Regions from separate parts of the Homo sapiens genome. Here all the other regions are linked to region 1. A link is a contact called in ENCODE Hi-C or POLR2A ChIA-PET data. All regions are on one chromosome and are shown on one strand. The core of a region is the stretch at or near the end of the contact, and the rest is flanking DNA. Distances in the headings are between cores, read along the strand shown. Region 1 overlaps LOC105377668 (a long non-coding RNA gene). Region 2 holds the start of HOPX (HOP homeobox). Region 3 holds the start of CHAER1 (cardiac hypertrophy associated epigenetic regulator 1). Region 4 has its middle 28 kb from the start of CHAER1.

The links. A loop is a pair of places that touch in the nucleus more often than their neighbours do. ChIA-PET counts read pairs that join two places held with the same protein, here RNA polymerase II (POLR2A). Pooled maps may share reads with other maps.
Region 2: a map of dorsolateral prefrontal cortex shows a loop between it and region 1 (2.0-fold over the local background). The contact joins the promoter of HOPX here to the enhancer-like site in region 1. A Hi-C loop is called at or near these places in 8 of 168 maps with a recorded cell type or tissue (CD8-positive, alpha-beta T cell, GM12878, PC-3 and 5 more), 9 of 37 single-sample maps with no recorded cell type and 16 of 50 pooled maps. POLR2A ChIA-PET finds 5 or more read pairs at or near these places in 5 of 52 experiments (A549, HEK293, OCI-LY7 and 2 more).
Region 3: a loop to region 1 is called in a map of Caco-2, with 12 times the contacts of the local background. The contact joins the promoter of CHAER1 here to the enhancer-like site in region 1. A Hi-C loop is called at or near these places in 2 of 168 maps with a recorded cell type or tissue (Caco-2 and left colon) and 5 of 50 pooled maps. POLR2A ChIA-PET finds 5 or more read pairs at or near these places in 1 of 52 experiments (Panc1).
Region 4: a loop to region 1 is called in a map of sigmoid colon, with 7 times the contacts of the local background. The contact joins two enhancer-like sites. A Hi-C loop is called at or near these places in 4 of 168 maps with a recorded cell type or tissue (Caco-2, endothelial cell of hepatic sinusoid, naive thymus-derived CD4-positive, alpha-beta T cell and 1 more) and 13 of 50 pooled maps. POLR2A ChIA-PET finds 5 or more read pairs at or near these places in 2 of 52 experiments (MCF 10A and activated CD4-positive, alpha-beta T cell).

Annotation. Positions count from the first base shown.
Region 1 is chr4:56,798,998-56,801,589 of GRCh38, reverse strand. LOC105377668 (a long non-coding RNA gene) reads right to left here. Exons shown (of 3, transcript XR_941082.2): 2 at 2,007-2,088; 3 at 673-1,465. Among named protein-coding and RNA genes, the nearest start is that of SPINK2, 21 kb to the left of the region's middle. Within about 2 kb of position 1,294, at least 32 of the 41 ENCODE cell types and tissues checked have a DNase peak (open chromatin) inside an H3K27ac peak, as active enhancers do; they include CD8-positive, alpha-beta T cell, Panc1 and dorsolateral prefrontal cortex, where a contact is called at or near this core.
Region 2 is chr4:56,680,021-56,682,612 of GRCh38, reverse strand. It overlaps HOPX (HOP homeobox), which reads left to right and starts at 1,317. Exons shown (of 4, transcript NM_032495.6): 1 at 1,317-1,358. RefSeq lists a silencer at 1,270-1,319.
Region 3 is chr4:56,703,103-56,705,694 of GRCh38, reverse strand. It overlaps CHAER1 (cardiac hypertrophy associated epigenetic regulator 1), which reads left to right and starts at 1,276. Exons shown (of 5, transcript XR_001741702.3): 1 at 1,276-1,511; 2 at 1,949-2,124.
Region 4 is chr4:56,730,766-56,733,357 of GRCh38, reverse strand. No RefSeq gene overlaps it. Among named protein-coding and RNA genes, the nearest start is that of CHAER1, 28 kb to the right of the region's middle. Within about 2 kb of position 1,302, at least 2 of the 41 ENCODE cell types and tissues checked have a DNase peak (open chromatin) inside an H3K27ac peak, as active enhancers do.

The sequences.
Region 1 (2,592 bases), core at 45-2,544:
TATGATCAATCACATGTGAAAGCAGTTGCCAATAACGGGACCATTTAGACTGCCAAATTACATAATTGACACATTCTCTCTTTAAAGCAGGGAGTTTTATTTTTCTGTGTTGAAAATGAGATAATATTTAATTTAATGAGTGTCTATAGTTGCATTCACTGCAGTATTTTTTTTTTCGAGACGGAGTCTCATTCTGTCGCCCAGGCTGTAATGCAGTGGCACAATCTTGGCTCACTGCAACCTCTGCCTCCCAGGTTCAAGCGATTTCTGGCTAATTTTTCTATTTTTAGTAGAGACAAGGTTTCACTATGTTGGCCAGGCTGGTCTTGAACTCCTGACTTCAAGTGATCTGCCCGCCTCAGCCTCCCAAAGTGCTAGGATTATAGGTGTGAGCCACCATGCCTGGCCCACTGGCCCACTACAGTCTTCTTTTTTTTTTTTTTTTTTTTGGAGTCTCACTCTGTTGCCCAGGCTAGAGTGCAGTGGCGCAATCTCGGCTCACTGCAATCTCTGCCTTCCTGGCTCAAGTGATTCTCCTGCCTCAGCCCCCTGAGTAGCTGGGATTACAGGCGCGCACCACCATGCCCGCCTACTTTTTGTATTTTAGTAGAGACGGAGTTTCACCATATTGGCCAGACTGGTCTCGAACTCCTGACCTCGTGATCTGCCCGCCTTGGCCTCCCAAAGTGCTGGGATTACAGGCGTGAGCCACCGAGCCCGGCCAAAACCCGCTCCAGTATTCTTAATCCATAGTATTGAAACTACAGGCACATTTTATGAGGGCCTATGATCTAAAGTGCTATCCTTTATGTTTTATATTGTTTAAGAGAGAAACATCAACTCTGTTTCTTAGTATTCTAGCAGATTCAAAAACTGGTTTTCTTACTGTGCAGGGGATCGTGTTTATGTGACATTTATGATAAAATTAGGTTTCATAGTTTTTGTGGCTTTTCTTCTGTCCCCAAGTAAAATTAGATTTCCTTATACGTAGAAAGAAAAAAAATTGGGGGAGGAAATACATTAAAACATTAATGAAATTAAATAATCATACTCAAATTTTCTTCAAGGAGTATACACTATTTTGCTAATTATAATAAAATGGGTCTTATTAAAAATCAGAGTGGGGGAGAGGAGGAAGAAAGGTCTGATTTTAAAAGCCATGAGATGAAGGCACGAGTCAGAAAGAGCCCAGCAATAATCTCTTACAGATCATGACCAAAAATGCTTCCTGGCCAGTGTGGAGACACCAGGGGGCAGTGGCTCCCTGAGAACTGCTGCTGCTCCCAGCTCAGGCGGCTCAGCCTGCAGTCTACGATTCATCGATTCATCGTCACCAAACTCGGGAAAGTTACGTTGCACTTACATGCTGCTTCCGAAGGCTCTTATGCTTTGATTTCTTGAAGGCACCGTTTCTGTGAATAAAACTGAACGATGGTCCGGCGGGGATTAGCATGTAGTTGAGGACCTGGGTGAAAAGATGGGAAATAAAGACAAACCGAAACCATTTTGCCTTCTGGAGTAGGAGTCCAGGAAAGGGATTTGAAAAGCTGCCACGATAGGGTTCAAACTTAGCGGTCCAGGTTGACCTAGTTCCCACAGCCATCAGGAAGAGGGGCGTGCTTCTCTATGGGCAGCAAGTTGAGGAGGAAGTTCCCACTCTTCTTCTCCAGCTTTTCTGCCTCAACACTGCCGCCCCCTGTCCCTCCCCCAGTTCACAATCTTTCATTCTGGCTAAAACTTCTGCCTTTATGCATTACTTCAGGCAATGCATATAACATTCTATCTTTGCTTGGCTATACTGTTTACAAAGTTGTTTATACTTTATAAACCATTTTCATGCGTGTTTTCCACCCATGATTTGAAATGGTTTGGGCTTTCGACTCCCACGTTAAAGACCTTCACTATATTGGAAATAAGTACACCCTAAGTGACTAAAGCTAATACTAGAAACCACTGGATTACTGGACCAAGCCCTAATGACATCGCATTGGCCTGAGAACACTGACCAGGCTGCTGGCTAAAGCTCCTGATGTGGGCAGCGTGGAAGGTCCAGGATCTCAAATACGGAGTTTGGCAGCGAATTTCTTTCTGAAAAGGAAGAGCAAGGCGACACTGTAGAAGCGTTTTCTATTCAAAGACTTTCACAGGCATCTGTGCACATCAAATCGGCAATGAATACGTGTGAGACAGATGACCTTCATTTTCAATGTGGTTTGGAGGTCTTTGGAAGAGTGAAGAATTCCTTTGTTTGCCACAGGTGATTTATTAGGGAAAGTTGTCTTTCTAAACCATATATTTTCAAAAGTTGCAACAAGTCTTACTCATGCAGAAAAATCTTTCAAAAGGAGCATTTGCTACAGAGTTTTTAGGGTAGTGTGGTTTTACACACTAAATAAATGCTTGTAAATATATTTGGGACTTGTAATCAACAGTACCTTTGTTTCCTTTCTTTGCAGTGGATTTGGTGGCTACTGTTACTGTTTTCTTCCTTTTCTTTTTTTTGAGACGGAGTCTCACTCTGTCACCCAGGCTGGAGTGCAGTGGCGCAATCTCAGCTCACTGCAACCTCTGCCTCTGGGGTTCAAGCGATTC
Region 2 (2,592 bases), core at 68-2,567, 120 kb after region 1:
ACAAGACATAGACCCTGCCCATTCAAAAAATCGTGGCAGCAAGAATCCAGATTTGGCCATAGAATGGTCAGAAGTTAGGCATTGAATTAGGCAGGAAACAAAAGAATTCCTCTGGTAACCAAGGTTGGGTTAACCTGGGCCCCCTGTCTCTACTCTTTCCCACACATGTTTTATAACCGTCACCCCCTTTTCCAAGAGGGAAAGAGGTATTCTGAATGAGCGCTGCTCTTCTTTCACATATGGCTACTGTTCCCAAGAGACTCAAGTGGGCTTTCTCTTTCTCTGCTGAAGTGAATAATATAGGGTGTGGCTCTCTGGATGGCACTTACCGGTTTGTGCTACAAACCAGCAAATACACACAGATAATCCCACAGATGATCTCACCAGACCTTGTCTCCCTTCCCTCATTCCCTCAAAATCATACCCACCTAATAATGTTTAGTGCACTGCAATTGAGTATTAGCTCCCGTATCTAGCTAATAAAATACGTAAACATCCAACAGCCGGGTCCTCACACCCACACACATACCCTCGCCTTTAGAAACATTTCCACGGATTGTCACACGAGCCCCTAAACTCTCTGTCACACTCTGCATGCATCTTCCCACAGACTTGCTCACACACTGGCTTTTTATTCGCAAGCCCATGGGGAATCTTTCACCTCTTAGACAGGAATTTCATTAACGAAGGGGAGGGGATGGTAAGAGGAAAGTACAGATGCAGGGGAAATAAATGAGAATCGTTTTTGAGGGAGACCTAAAACTGTATCATCCTAGCCCGAATCTCTCCCTTTTAACTGTTCTTTATGTGTACATTCTGTGCCCAAAAGAAAACAACCTTTCATTAATTGGGCAATTGTCCAGGCTCTTAGCTTGGCATCCAGCTCTCAGAGCTGTGAAATCAACCGCACCAGATCTACGCTTTGAAATGAGGCAACATCTAACTGGAAACTCGCTCAAAGTAAGGAAGTGGATGAGAAGACTCAGGGTCCCTTTTCTCTTCCCCGTCTTCTCTCAGCCACATCTCTCTTATCCTATCTTGGTGAAGAAGCTTGCTTGGCTAGGAGAGAGGTCAGGGACGAGAAGATAGTGACGAGAAAGTTCCATGAGACTCTCAGAAGTCCCAGCCTGAACATCAAACCTGAATAACCAGGAGAGACGTAACCTCGGCATACTTTCAGTGGTTTACCTCCTGCCCACGCTGCAGGTTTTTCAGGTCCTTGCTCGAGTGTGTGCTCATAGGCGTAAATAAACGTGCTATCAGCAGCCTGCGTCAGCCAGCCCAGCTATTTAAGCAGGCTGGCATCAGCAAACACAGCTTCCAAACCCAGGGCTTGCGCTTGCCTTTGCCTCTTCCACGTAAGTACCTTTCAAAGGTCTGCCTTTTATGCAGAGGAATGAGTTTGTGCAGGAACTAGACCAAAATGCTATCGTTACCGTATTTGCTCATCTGTTGGAAAACGGTAGAGGTGAAAGGGAGAATAGGAATGACAAGCTTACCCCCAAGCAGAAGCTAGGAAATGCTGCTGGGTGTAAGACATCAGTCCCTTACAAACAAAACTGCATGGGGTCGAGGGGAATTTGGAGGAAGGGGAGTTGGTGTTGGTCTTTTGGCCAAGCAGGTGAGATGTTTTTCTTACTCGCTTCTATTTTGGAAAGATAACTTTGAAACCAGCATTTGTCAGATGCCTATGATTTTCTCATTTAGAAGCAGATTATTGTTATTCTACATCCCAGACTTTTATCTAAAATCAGACATAATATCGTTTTAAAATATGTTTTGTGTTTGACAAGGGGAAGTGAGGGAGCTGTCTCTGGATGGAGAAGTGGCTTGATTTTGAATTTGCAGTTTATTGTTACTTCTGGTTCTCATAATACTTATTTATAACAACAAAAACAGTGATTTTTTTTTTTTGAGATGAAAAGGAATCCCAGGCTCTGGGGTTTAGAGAAAGTATAGGTTTGTGATATGTGAGTGGCATCCAAGTATTCAGGGTAAACTGTTAAGTAAAGTGGAATAAGAATCATTGAATAAAAAGGTACAATCTATCACATAGTTCAGATAAGAAGCTCTTAAAGAGAAAAGGAATGCAAACAGTTCCCATGAAGTGGCACTGCTACTGGACAGGGCCCTGTAGTGTGTTTAGTTAAGTAAGGTTAAGTATAACCAGGGCAGGCAGAGAACAAAACGAAGGTGCTGGGGAGGTGGGAAGGGAGGAGAAGGGAGGAGCAGATAGTAAAGGATTTATAATTAAACAACAGATTCATGAAAAGCAGATAGGAATAGAGCAGGGCATTAATTCCATAGTCTATCCCTTTGTATCAAGAATCTGGTGAAAGCCAAGGACCTTTCTCAGGTATTCATTCCTCGCTTCCTGAGCCTCCCCTTCCACCCCACACCCCAACCCACACCTTGACTCTCACTTTCTGGACTCCTAGAAGTCCACGGACCTAAATGAAGCTCATATGCTTATTATTATTTTTTTTTAACTGGGCTGAAGCTGCCGACTGAGGAACCTCTCCAGAAGTGGTGGCGAGTTAAAAACCTTCAACGTGGCAGGCACTTCTTAGCCACCAAACTGAAGCTTGGTTT
Region 3 (2,592 bases), core at 27-2,526, 96 kb after region 1:
CTAGAAGAGCTGAGCGTTCCCTGATGAAGAAATTCTGCCTGTGGATGGCAATTCCGCTCATGCCCAGGAGTTCCAACCTGCTCTTTCTGACGGTGTGCCCTATGGATTTCCCACTGGCCTAACCAGCCCCATGATTATGTGAGGCAGGAGAATCGGGCCTGGAGGCAGGGAACCTCAGGGCTTCCTAGAACTAAATCAAATGGAAACACTTCAGCTATGACAGGAACTACACTCGTCATTTACATAGAATGTACACCAAATACATAACTTTGTAACCTCACTTTAGCCTCTTCATTTACATAGGGCGTACACCAAGTAACCAATGGAAACCTCTAGATGGTATTTAAACCCCAGAAAATTCTGTAACCGGGCTCTTAAGCCCCTATGCTCAGCCGCTCCCACCCTGTGGAGTGTACTTTTGTTTTCTATAAATCTCTGCTTTTGTTGCTTCATTCTTTCCTTGGTTTGTTTGTGTGTTTTGTCCAATTCTTCGTTCAAGATGCCAAGAACCTGGACACCCCCAACTGGTAACATATGTAGGGCAATTCCTCTTAATATGACTCTCCTACTGGTTCAGTTTCTCTGGTTGAACCCTGACTGATACATCCTGAATAAGTTTGAATGTGGAGCTGACCGGCTAAGCTAGTGTATTGGAAGTGGGATGTGAGAAAGTGGAGTCCAGGATGATGCCAAAGTTTTTGCCCCGAGCAGCCAGAAGGATGGCTTAGGTATCTCCTTCTAAGGTAGGAATCACGAATGCAAAAGCCACCTACAAAAGCCTGTTCAAGGGATGGCAAAGGAAGATGCCCAGTTTCCCCCAAGGAAGCCCTTTCAGACGGGGGATGTGTATAGGCAGGAATGGGTTGGAGTGGCTGGCCAGCCCTGATGTGGGCAAGCTCCAATTTAAGGGGGTGAAATAGGTAATAAAGTCACTGCTGTGCTCCATGCCACTCATCCAGAAACACTAGTGGTTTTCCAGTGCATTCTGGAATCCTCAGGAAATCTGGAGATCTTTTTACTGTTCTCTGCTGTGAACCCCACCTCCCCTGCTGCTGTGTGCTCTGGGAATGAGTTAGCTGAACCCTGAGCCAAAAACCAACAAGGAGTGCTGAATAGAGACTTTATGGAGTTGCTCTGTGGGCTTTTTTTCTTGTGAAGGAACAGGGTGTGCTTGAAAGTAAAAAGTGAGTTATTTGGTGTTGTTGTTGTTGTTATTGTTGTTTAAATCTTCCTGGAAGGCAGAAAGAAAGAGATAAAAAGGAAAAAACAGCATTTGTCACTTATAGTGCTCTGGTTAGCACAGTAGCTGGGCCCCTGAACCCTCTACAGGCCTCCCAAGCTGGCACTGAATAAAATGTGAGAAATGAAAGGAACTTTTCCGTGAGTCTGGCAGCGCCGACAGACACTGAGGTGGCAGAGCTGTCTGGTCCCAGTCCACATGCAGAGGCCTGCAGCTCCTCCTTCCAGCCCGCACCCACCAGAGCTTCTCAGACGGGCCGTGTCCTGAGAAGGTTGTTGCCAATGTAGATGTTTGAGAGGCTCACTGATGAACAAATCAACAGAGCAGATTTAATCTGAAGAGATCCAAATATTGTGCTTCTTTGGACTCATAGAAATGGCGAAAGATTTAACATCAGGAAGTACTTAAGTCAGCTAATTTCTAGAGCCTTCTTCCTCCCTGTCACTTGATTCTAGATAGGATCACCAGTTAGACATCAGAACCAGATCTTTTTATCCAGAGAAGTACCAGTTTGTTGTTTTTCCTTCCGAAGCCAAGTCCTCGAGTTTCAGGTAGACTTCAGTTGATTTCTGCGAGGTCTTTGCTTTCTCTCTGCCAGAATAATCACTGCTGAGGTAACTGCAGACAAGGTCCTTAGCACCTTAGATCAGTATAGGAAAGAAAATGAAAAATGTTTGTCTCACCTCTTTTTGCTGCTGATCTCTACAGGAAAGCAAAAAGCCCCGAAGAGCCTGGCTTGGAATAAAAACATGCACCATACAAGATTTTTATGAAGATTAAATAACTTGGGCTAAAATATTCTGGAAGCTGCCAAGGGCTCTACAGATGAGCTATACAGAGGCATTTGCTGAAAACTGGCCTGGATTGACAAGCGCAATGCAAACGTAAGGAGCTGAACAGCCTCTGCTGTCCCGGGGGGATGGCAGCCAGACAAGGCATGTACAATACTGGGATGATGAGAAAACGGGTGTCTCAAGAGGAGACTAGAAGAGATTCTTGGCCCAGCAAAAAAGTTAAAGAGGGGGAGAAACTGCAGGTATTAAAGTCAAAAGTAATAGTGATGTCAGATCTGTAAGGTTTCTCCTTTCTATTCACTAGGACTGTAGATGTATGAGAGACACATTCAGGGTTAAGGTCTCATTGGAGGGCACATCCCAGAGGCCTGTGGGAAACCAACCCAGAGGGGTCCTTGTTACCTGCATCTCAGAGCACGCATGGGGTGACAGACATGCAGAAGTAGGGGATCTGGGGAGTATAGGGAATTTTGGTTTCTAGATGTATTTCCAGACTTTCCAATGGCCAAACTTCTTTTCTGATAATCTGGTGGTATGCAGGCTAGCAAGAGACTTGAA
Region 4 (2,592 bases), core at 53-2,552, 68 kb after region 1:
TTTATTAAATGTTAAGCATGCACATGATTAAGGCTCTTTGCCGGGCACTGCAGGAAGTTCAGAGTTGAGCAAGAAAACACCTTTTCTCTCAACATATTTTCCAATAATTGGGGGGGATATATGGATATATGGTAGTATAAGAAAAATGCCAGACCAAGAGGATCAATGAATGATACGGAAAATGAAAGGGGGAGAATTCACACTCAGCTGTAATTATCTGCAGATCTTTCTCAGGGGAGGCAGCTTTTTAGATGGTCTTTGAATTTGGTAGGTGAGGGAGAGGGGAGCCAAGGGAATCGGAAGGTTTCAGGCGCAGGAGGAATGACAGGATCATGGAAGCAGAAGAATGTAGCATGCGTGGCAATCGACATCATCGATTTTAGATGGATCACAGGAAACATGTAAAAACATGTCTAGGCTGGGCGTGATGGCTGACCCCTGTAATCCCAGCACTTTGGGAGGCTGAAGCGGGCAGATCACTTGAGGTCAGGAGTCCAAGACCAGCCTGGCCAACATGATGAAACCCTGTCTCTACTGAAAACACAAAAATTAGCCAGATGTGGTGGCATATGCCTGCATATGCCTGTAGTACCAGCTCCTCAGAAGGCGGAGGCAGGAGAATTGCTTGAACCTAGGAGGCAGAGGTCACAGTGAGCCGAGATCAGGCCATTGCACTCCAGCCTGGGTGACGGAGACTGTCTCAAAAAAAAAAAAAGAAGAAGAAGAAAAGAAAAACATGTGTAGAAAGGGAGCTTCGAGGCTTTTGAGGTCTAGGCAAGGAACTTACAGGGAAAGGGGAGTAACTGAGGAATTTTGAGTGGGGAAATGGTGTGATCAGACTGGTATTTGGGAAGATTAGACTGACAGTGGCATGTGACCTGGACCGAGACTGGAGAGAGGTGGAAAGTTGGGGGTGACTTCATGGACAGTTGAAGTGAGTCTGGGCAGAAATTATGAATGACTGTGGGCAGCAGGAATGGATAGAGGGCCTATGGAGATGCTTTGCTGAGGTGGCCATCACATCCAGGATTTAAAAGTCTGTTCCCTTGTTTTACCTTGAGAGAAAGTGAAGTGTGGCTCTAATCTTTCCTGGAGTGGCTCTCACAGCCTTTCTGTGAACAGACTCCGGGCTTGGAAGCAAAGCGTGGATCCTGGGTCTGAGGCTGGCAGCAGGGCTTGGAGAGCTGGAGGCATCTGCCACCCTCCCCGGCCCTCCATGAGCTTTCCCCCCCCCCGTTCGCTGCTTCAGAGGAAACACCAGGCTGAGCTGGATTGCAGAAGTAAGCTTCCCTGCCACGCCCAAGGCCCTCTGTGCTGTTGGGTCAGCCCCACTCTGCCTGGCCCCCTGTCTGCAATGATAAGGACATAGCACCTCAGTCATGCATCTCTGGGAATGTGACAAAGACAAGGATAATTAGCTATGTGTTCCCATTCGACCGTCTTTTCTCTCCTCCATCCCCAGCAGCTAAAGAGAAGTTCTCCTAATTTGCTCAGCTTCTCCCTCTTCCCTACTCTCCAAAGAGAATTCTGTCTTTGCTGGTTCTCTGTTTTTCTTATGATACAGAAATAGACATAGAGAAGGCAGACTTGAGAGTTAGGAGGACAAGGGGTAAAATTCCTGGTGGCTTGGGTCAATTCTAGGATCACCCTTTTGTGTATAAAAAGGGGCTACATGAACAGGATACTAAAGAATGAAGCCAGAAGACAAAGTCAATTTATATCATAAGGAGCTAAGAGAGAAGTATGGAAAAAAGAAAATAAAAAATAATCTGGGCTGGGTTTCAGGGAACATTCGTAGAGGAAAGCTACCAAATGAAGGGCTCTGAGAACCAAAATGTGCTGCTGTAGGTTATAGGTTAAATCTTTTTTAATGCCAATTAAATGTTGGAATTTTGTTTTGGTTGCTTAGCTATGTTTTTTTTTGTTTGTTTGTTTTTGTTTTTTTGAGACGGAGTCTCACTCTGTCGCCCAGGCTGGAGTGCAGTGGCGCGATCTCAGCTCACTGCAAGCTCCGCCTCCTGGGTTCACGCCATTCTCCTGCCTCAGCCTCCCGAGCAGATAGGACTACAGGCGCCTGCCACCACGCCCGGCTAATTTTTTGTACTTTTAATAGAGACGGGGTTTCACCGTGTTAGCCAGGATGGTCTCGATCTCTTGACCTCATGATCCGCCCACCTCGGCCTCCCAAAGTGCTGAGATTACAGGCTTGAGCCACCCTGCCTGGCCTATGTTTTTAATGTTTTATTTTAATGTCACAGTGTGCCAGACTGGACAGTATTGTATTCCAGCTTATATGTGGGTTATTGAATAGCATAATGGTTCACATCAGGAATTCTGGAACCAAACTCCCAGCTCCCAAATCCTACTTCCACCACTCAATAGCTGTGTTACCTTTGGCAAGATATAGTACTTGCTTCTCTGTGGCTCAGTTGCTTTGTCTGTAAAATAAGTTAATGAGAGCCTCTACTTCGGAAAATTGTTATGAGGATTAAATGAGTTACTATTTGTAAAGTTCATAGAAAGCTCATGCAAAGCCTGGCATGTAATTGGCGCTATAGAAGCATTAGCTATTATTAGTACAGGGACATCTAA